Linked DNA regions of Homo sapiens: region 1 is linked to region 2. A link is an interaction called in ENCODE POLR2A ChIA-PET data of the cell type or tissue named here. Cell type or tissue: OCI-LY7. All regions are shown on one strand. Region 1 overlaps LOC107985687 (translation initiation factor IF-2-like). Region 2 overlaps MED14 (mediator complex subunit 14).

Region 1 (4,000 bases), 560 kb before region 2:
GGCATCTACACTACGGGGGCCCGCAGGGTGGTTGGGTGTCGACCAAATGGGCATAATACAGGAGGCTTCTGGGAGGCTGGCCGCCTCTTGCGCTCGGCAAGGGCTTAAGAGCCCTCGACGCCGCCGCGCTGGGCCGGGTGCTCCTGCAGATAAACCCGGACGCCACGTCCCGCCTCGGCTGCTTATTTAGCAAGGCGCCTTCTGCGCATATTTTACCCGGCTGGGGGCAGTGAGTGGGAACCGCCGGGAGAGGGGGCGGGGAACCACCAACTACTCGCCTTCGGACCCAGTGTGCCGGCCTCCGGCCCCAGCCATTTTGTATCCAGCTTCCCTCCTCCACTCCCACCGGGTCCCTGCGAAGACGCACCACCCCGAACCCCTTCGCGGTACCACTCCCGAACTGGAGGGGTAGAGAAGGCTCTGCCAGCCCCTCGCCTGCAGCAGGAAGGTGGGTACGGACCAGCAGAAGGGAAAGCGGTGCTGATCTGTCTCTAAATACCTCTGCCCTCCCGCCCCCAACAAAGTCGGTCACAGAGGTGAGTGGCGCGGGATGGTTGCCTCGAGAAGGTCGCAGCCAGGAGCAAAGCTTTGGGGCTCACAACGGACTGGGCATTCCAAACGGTGTAATCTTCGGCACATTTCACCCGCTCCCATTCCACCTTCCGAACCACTCTGCTCTCGGTGCTCATCCTCCTCTCCATACCTGCGTTCCCAGCGCGTTAGCAGCCGCGCAGCCCCCGGCCCTGAGTGCGGGGGGTGGGGTGGGGGGGCTCAGGGTGGTTTGTGTGGTGCGGCCTGACAGAACCTTCTGTGTGCGGCGGAGGGAGGAGGCTAATGCATAATGCACAGCGCCTGGAAGCCCGGCCATTAGCGGCCTGTCGGTGACACAGACAAACGACTGAGAGGGAGGAGATCCAGCTCGCTCTGGAGTTTAAATAGACCAGCGTGGAGGGGAAACGCCATGATTTAAAAGTGTGTGTTTGCAGACACTCGCATATATTTTAATGATTTCCAGCAGGCTATGTGTCCTAGCCTTGCATCCCCCCCTCCCCAAAAGGAGGATGTGTCTAGAGGAGGGAGGATGAAGGCAGAGTGAGAGGCCTCAACCCAGACCCACCAGCAGCTTTTGAGAGATGAAGGAGGGGAGAAGTTCAGAAAGCGAGGCCTGGGGAAGCCACACGACCCAAGGCCAAGCCCAGATTTTGTTCTTAAAATAATAATTTAAAAAAAGAGCCACCCAGCCTTCCACCCTGGACTACACCCTGTGTTGTACCAGAAAGGCCTGGGGGAAAGAATAAATTCTGCCACCCTTGCTTCCCCCGGGAGCCCACATTTTTGAATCTTCCTTTTCCACTGACACTCCAGAGACCTCCTTCCTCCCGGTTTAACACACTAGTGTTTTTTAGCAATTAAGGCGAGAAGGGGGTGGGGATAAAGATAAGCCAATTTTTTTTTCCGCCATGCAAGTGTGAGAGATAAGATAACGCTAAGCTGGGGCAAAGCGGCTGCTTACAACCTCCCCTTAGCGATTTTGATCGGTCACTTCTTATCTCGCAAAAATGCTCTTTTCGAAAACTGGATCAAAAAAGAAAAAGAGAAAAAGAAAAGAAAGAAAGATTTTCATTTGGAAGTGACATTTAAAACCCACCTCCCCTCCACTGACAACCCACCCCCCATTGGCGGGGCTCCCCAGGAAAAGTCGCACCTCGACTGCAGGATTTCAGGCTTTCTCGCGGGGGGCAGGATTACTAGTGCAATTAGGCTGAATAAAACCAGGGATGCGTGATGAGGATTTATCCTGTATCCAACCCAAGCTCGCGGCTGGGTTTTCCTTCTCTTAGTTACTGGTCGATGTTTGTGTTTCGCCATCGCACTCAGTGCCTTCAAACTAAACAGGTAGTTATACTTGGGAGGGTCATATAACTATGTCAACATGAAGTGGTTGTTAATGCGAAATAAGAAGAAACTCTTCTGATATTTATAGGCCCCTATAAAGGGAGAGAAAGGAAATCACACTCCCTAGAACCCGAAAGCTCCCAGCCGAACCGGACCCTCGGGGAGTTTTAGAAATCCTTCTTTCCGCACAGGAATTTCGCGAAGGGGTTTCCGGAAGACTTTGTCGAGGAAGGTTTTGGTATCAGACTCCACGACCTCAGAGCGCCCTGCAAATTCCCCCCGGCCCAGTGGCTAGCCCCAGAATGCAAACCTCAAGGCGGGCGCCCCAGACCAAGCTGACCTAGCCTCTGCCCACCCCCAGCTCACAACCCCGAGGCTCCCACCCCCTGCCCCCGACCGGGTCGGCACCGTGGCGTCCGGCACATGCCAAGTCTACCGTCTCCAAGCCAGGCTGCAAGATCCAAAGGTTGGGGCCTGCCGCGGACGGATTGTCCCTGGGGAGCTGAAACCGCCCAGCGGGGAAACCCCTCCTCTCGCCCTTCCCCGAAAAGCTTGGCCGCGGTCTAAGCTCCGAGCAAGCGGGTATCCGCTGACAGCCGGGCCTCACGTAAGGCCCACACGCGTCCCATTAGTCAGCCCGAGTTCCCCTCGGGCGAGCCGCCTGGCGCGGCCCCAAGGCCGGGCTCAGGCGGGGAGAGGGTGCGGGGCCGCAGCGAGCTGCGGGCGGAGGTGCGGGCTCCGCGGAGCCCGGCCAGGCTCGGTTCCGCGTTCCTGGGCCCGCGGGTAAGCTGAGTCGGCGGGGCAGGCCGCTCCCTGGCTGGCGCCGGGGCGCCAAGCTGCGCTTCACGTGCCCGCCATATCAGCAGCAGCGGCGGCGGCGGCGAGGAGGGGGTGCTGGGAGGCGCGCGGCCGTTCCCGCGGGGTCTCCGGACCCCGCCTCCCCGCCCCTCCCCGTGGGGGCTGGGCCGAGACCACCCTGCGGCCCCCATCCCAGCGCAAGCCGAAAGCGGCGCTGCCAGACGCAGAGAGGCTCCTGGGGCGCCGTTCCGAGAGCCGCGCGGCGGCAGCAGCCAGGGGAGGGTGCTCCTCGCGGCCGCCCCGCCGCCGCCGCCGCAGTCACGGGGACCGGAAGCCCTCGCGCCGCCCCGAGCGGCCTCCGCTGGCCCCAGGGCTGTTCCAGACGAGGGCTGGCCGCGCGTCACCCCTGATCCCTCCTCGCCCCAGGCGACCACCCGGGCCCTGCGGTATCCCGGTGTAAGCCGAGAGGACCCTTCCTGCGGTCCGATGAGATGTCCCTGTCCCTCTGCTACCACCATAAGCACGCCCCCCCGCACCGCTCGCAGCTCCGCAGCTGGGACCGGAGGGGCGCGGAGCCGCCACTCCGGCCGGGCAGGAACACCTGCTCCCAGGCCCTGCAGCTGGGCGCGTGCTGCTGTGAGAGGCTGCCTACTGTTGTGTGCAGAGATCGCGGAGGAGAAAATAGGGCTCCGAAGCTCAGGGCCAGGAGCAGCCAAGCCTCGGCCACCCCCATCTCCCACCCACTGCAGGCGACAGAGCGCGAAGCCAGAGGGCCTGCTGGGGGCCCGGGTCTCCTTTCGAAGGTCGAAGGGCCGCCACCCCTGGGATCCGGCTTCTGGCCTGAAGAGGTCGTTCATAAAACAGATGGGGCAAAACCTGTTTTGGGAGCCTTCCCAGTGTCCGCCCCCGCTCTCCAAACCAGACACACTCATCTCCCCCTCAGCCCTACTCTAGCCTCCGGCGGGGGACGGGAGTAGGTCATGGCGGCACCGGTACTCCACCCGCCCCCCTCCACGTAGGGACGTAGGGTCGGCTGCGGGGCTCGGACTTTGCCACTCCACCTAGGGAAGGGCCAATGGACGCTCCCCGTCTCCTCCGTGTCCGGAGGAGATCCGGCGGCGGAGCTGACCTGCAAGGCTTGCCCTGCCTCACCCACCCCCCACCTCCGTCCCACCCTCCCCGACTCTCCTGGCCCAGGGCCCGGCCCGGGAAGGCGTTGTTTTGCCAGCGGGAGCCGAGCGAGTGCACAGAGAAAAGCCTCCCTACTCTAATGAGAGTGCACACAGCGCTGCAGCGAGGAGGATGA
Region 2 (4,000 bases):
GGGAGGCCAAGGTGGGTGGATCACTTGAGACCTGAAGTCTGAGACCAGCCTGAGCAACACGGTGAAACTCCGTCTCTACCAAAAAAAAAAAAAAAAAAAAAAAAAAAAGCCAGGCGCGGTGGCGTGCACCTGTAGTCCCAACTACTCAGGAGGCTGAGGTGGGAGAATCACCTGAGCCCCAGAGGTCGAGGGTGCAGTGAACTGAGATCTCATCACTGCACTCCAGCCTGGGTATCGGAGTGAGACCGTGTCTCAATCAATCAAAAGTTTATGAGAGCAATGTTATTTGCTTTTATGAATGGACCATCTCTGGAAGGAGAGGCAAGCCATGGTAACTCTGGTTGGCCAGAAGACAGTTGGACAGGGATAGAGGGGACAGGGATAGCTAGACAGGAACTGATGGGAAATTTCTCACTATATTATCTTGTTTTAAATTCAAAAGATAAAACAGAATTGTGTTACCTATTCAAAGATAAATAAAATTTAAGTTAAAAATTAAGAATTTAAGAGAAAAATAGAAGAAACTACATAGATGGGTGAAAACCAATAAACACTGCTCCCACCAACTCTAACCTCCTCAAACAAACCTTGCTAGAAATGTATATCTCTGTGACTTACCAGCTCCAGCTTCATAATGTGCACACAATCCCTGAGGATGTGTGTAGGAGCTCCTAATAGCTTGGTGAAGGCTATTAACGTATTAGCTTTAAATGGTGGTCCTGCAACCTACAGGGATAAATAAAGCAAGTTACTCTTCATTCTACATTAATGCTTCTGTTTCATTAATTATATTCAAATTATGCACTATTAAACACATACTCTTGTTTCAAAGAATTTCTCCAAAACTTGAAGTTCATCAGGTTTCCACTGTCCTGCATTTTCAGGTGTCACTTTTAGCTGAAGCGTTTGGTTGGTTTTGGGACTAAGAGCTACTCTGCATTTCAGTGCATCAGTCTTAAACATGATCACTCCGGGTTCATTAGAATTTATCAGCTGCAGCTACAAAACAAGGACACATCAAATTAACATGTAAGTCAAAGAGAAAATGAAGATGTTACTGAGAATTGTTCCAAAAGGAAAACCACTAAGTTGATACCTATTCCAAAACAAAGGCACCTACAGCATTGAGCATCAGCTGCTGGCAACACTGCAAAAAGAGATGCGATCAGACATTATGTGCCTCTTGATGGAAGAACATAACTCTACCTATGAAGTATTCTTGCAAAACAACATAAAAAAACTTGAGCCTGAATTCATGCAGTAGTTTGATCCAGAGGACTGACCAATGTGATAGAAAACATAGGGATCAAAAAAATACTAAGTGATTCCGAATTGCATAAGGATGAAGAAGGAGAACTAGATGGGGGAACCAAAAGTTGTAAGGGGACTTAGAAAAACTTATTTCGGTTCTGATTCAAAGTGTAAAAAATGAGACAACCTGGGAAATCTGGGTATCAACTAGATATGTGATACAGAAATTATTTTTTTTAGGTATGAGAATGGTGCAGGTTGTGTTTTTTGTTTTGTTTTGTTTTAAGAGTCTATACTTTTTAGAGACATATGCAAAAATTTTTATGCAAGAAATTATGTCTGAGATTTGCTGTGAAAATCTGGGGGGAGGAGTTCTAGATGAAACAATACTGATATTAGTTAACTGTTGGAGGTGGGTGATGAGAGTACAGAAGTTCATTATACCATTCTACTTCTGTATATGCTGAACATTTTCCACAATATCTTTTTTTAAAGTGGCACATTAGAAAAAAAGAAGACAGAGTACAATTACAAAAGGTTAGATCTGGATTAGGCTCTTATTCTAGCCCCGGGGGTCGACAAACTTTTTCTGTAAAGTGTTATATAGAAAAAGTTGCAGGTTTTATGCACTATATGGTCTCTGTCACAATTATTCAATGTTGTCATCACAGCTGAAAGCAGCTATAGACAATAAATAAATGAACAGGTGTGGCTGTGTTCCAATAAAACTTTATTTACAAAAACAGGTGGTAAGGACATAGCACCAGGGGCCGTAGTTTACTGACCCGTTTTAGCAGAGTATGTTGATTATGCAGCTGAGCAAAATGAGGCCAAAGAGCTGAAAGCTTACATAGATGGTAAGTGGCATAGCTGAGGCTAGATCCCGGGTCTGATGATTACCATTTTGAGTGCTAATTTTAGTTTATTTTATTATTTTTCTTTCTTTTGAATGCTAATTTATTCAAAAACGTTTCCCCACCAAATCTTAGTATGAAGGTTGCAAAATGGCTTTACACTAAACATGGAGTGAATATTTTAAACATTCACCATTTTTAATTCTTTTTTTATTTTTTGAGACGGAGTCTCGCTCTGTTGCCCAGGCTGGAGTGCAGTGTCACCATCTCGGCTCACTGCAACCTCTACCTCCCAGGTTCAAGCGATTCTCCTGCCTCAGTCTCCCGAGTAGCTGGAATTACAGGCATGTGCCACCACACCCAGATAATTTTTGTTTTTTGTTTGTTTTGAGAGTCTCGCTCTGTCTGCTCAGGCTGGAGTGCAGTGGCACGATCTCGGCTCACTGCAACCTCTGCCTCCCGGGTTCAAATGATTCTCATGCTTCAGCCACCTAAGTAGCTGGGATTACAGGCGTGCACCATCACACCCAGCTAATTTTTGTGTTTCCAGTAGAGATGGGGTTTCACCATGTTGGCCAGGCTGGTCTCGAACTCCTGGGCTCAAGTGATCCGCCTGCCTCAGCCTCCCAAAGTACTGGGATTACAGGCATGAGCCACCACGCCTGGCCTTGTATTTTCAGTAGAGATAGGGTGTCGCCATGTTGGCCAGGCTGGTCTCAAACTCCTGACCTCAAGTGATCCGCCCGCCTCAGTCTCCCAAAGTGCTGGGATTACAGGCATGAGCCACTGTGCCCGGCCTAAACATTCACCATTTTGACTACCTCATTAGCACATGCATCTACCAATAATAACAGTAATTATAAATAATGAAAATGCCTAGACAGTATATTAAGGGCTTTACATGAACTATCTCAAATTCACACAACTGTTATCAGTTAGGTAAATACTATTATCTGAAGAAATTTGCCTAAGCACACATTAGCAGGTAGTATGGCTGGCTACAAACCCAGGCAGCCTGACTGTAGAACTGGTGCTCTCAATTATAAATTATCTCCTAAGGCTATCAGCATAGGATAAGTTAGAAGTCTCTTTTCTTCTTTTTTTTTTAGAAGTCTTTTTTCTACGAGAGTTTTTAAAAATTCAATTGTTCATTTATTTATTTATTTATGAAACACAGTCTCACTCTGTTGCCCAGGCTGGAGTGCAGTGGCGCGATCTTGGCTCACTGCAACCTCTGCCTCCCAGGTTCAAGCAATTCTCCTGCCTCAACCTCCCATATAGCTGGGATTATAGGTGCGCACCACCATGCCTGGCTAATTTTTGTATTTTTTAGTAGACGACGGGGTTTCATCATGTTGCCCAGGCTGGTCTTGAACTCCTGACCTCAAGAGATCTGCCCACCTCAGCCTCTCAAAGTGCTGGGATTATAGGCGTGAGCCACCGTGCCCGTCCTGTTCACATATTTAAAAAGAAGCTTTTGTCCTTGTAACCATAAATAATTTTCTTCAAATTTTTTTTCTCTTTTTATTTTTTTAGAGACAGGGTCTCACTCGATCACCCAGGACAGAGTGCAGCAGCATGATCACAGCTCACTGTAACCTGGAACTCCTGGTCTCAAGCAATCCTCCTGCCTCAACCTCCCAAGTAGCTAGGACTACAGGTGCATGCCTGCTAATTTTTTAAATTTTTTGTAGAGAGAGGGTCTTGCTATATTGCCTAGGGTGGTCTGGAACTCTTGGGCTCAGTGATCCTCCTGCCTCAGCCTTCCAAAGTGCTGGGATTACAGGTATAAGCCACCACACCCAGCCAATTATTTTATTTCAATAAAGACTCAGAGTCAAAATCAGCCTCCCCGCACGGGCACTCCAGAAGGCAAATAATTACTGGTATGCTAT

The links. ChIA-PET counts read pairs that join two places held together with the same protein. Peaks named below come from ENCODE experiments on the same cell type or tissue, not always from the same donor. Only the 100,000 strongest peaks of a DNase experiment are listed, where the experiment ranks them.
Region 1: POLR2A ChIA-PET joins it to region 2 with 7 read pairs; 2 of 35 experiments call an interaction of 5 or more read pairs at or near these places.

What each region holds. Positions count from the first base shown.
Region 1 is chrX:40,102,341-40,106,340 of GRCh38, forward strand. LOC107985687 (translation initiation factor IF-2-like) reads right to left here. Exons shown (of 1, transcript NR_171574.1): 1 at 1-4,000. It also overlaps a transcript of BCOR not described here. Among named protein-coding and RNA genes, the nearest start is that of BCOR, 6.4 kb to the left of the region's middle. RefSeq lists enhancers at 199-789, 3,551-3,600 and silencers at 2,601-2,780, 2,871-3,120, 3,701-3,810. In OCI-LY7, no CTCF peak of the experiment used is centred here; DNase peaks (open chromatin) are centred at 2,481, 3,001, 3,311 and 3,651; H3K4me3 peaks cover 2,179 bases; H3K27ac peaks cover 1,655 bases.
Region 2 is chrX:40,658,609-40,662,608 of GRCh38, forward strand. MED14 (mediator complex subunit 14) reads right to left here. Exons shown (of 31, transcript NM_004229.4): 27 at 820-999; 28 at 619-726. Among named protein-coding and RNA genes, the nearest start is that of CXorf38, 13 kb to the left of the region's middle. In OCI-LY7, no CTCF peak of the experiment used is centred here; no DNase peak of the experiment used is centred here.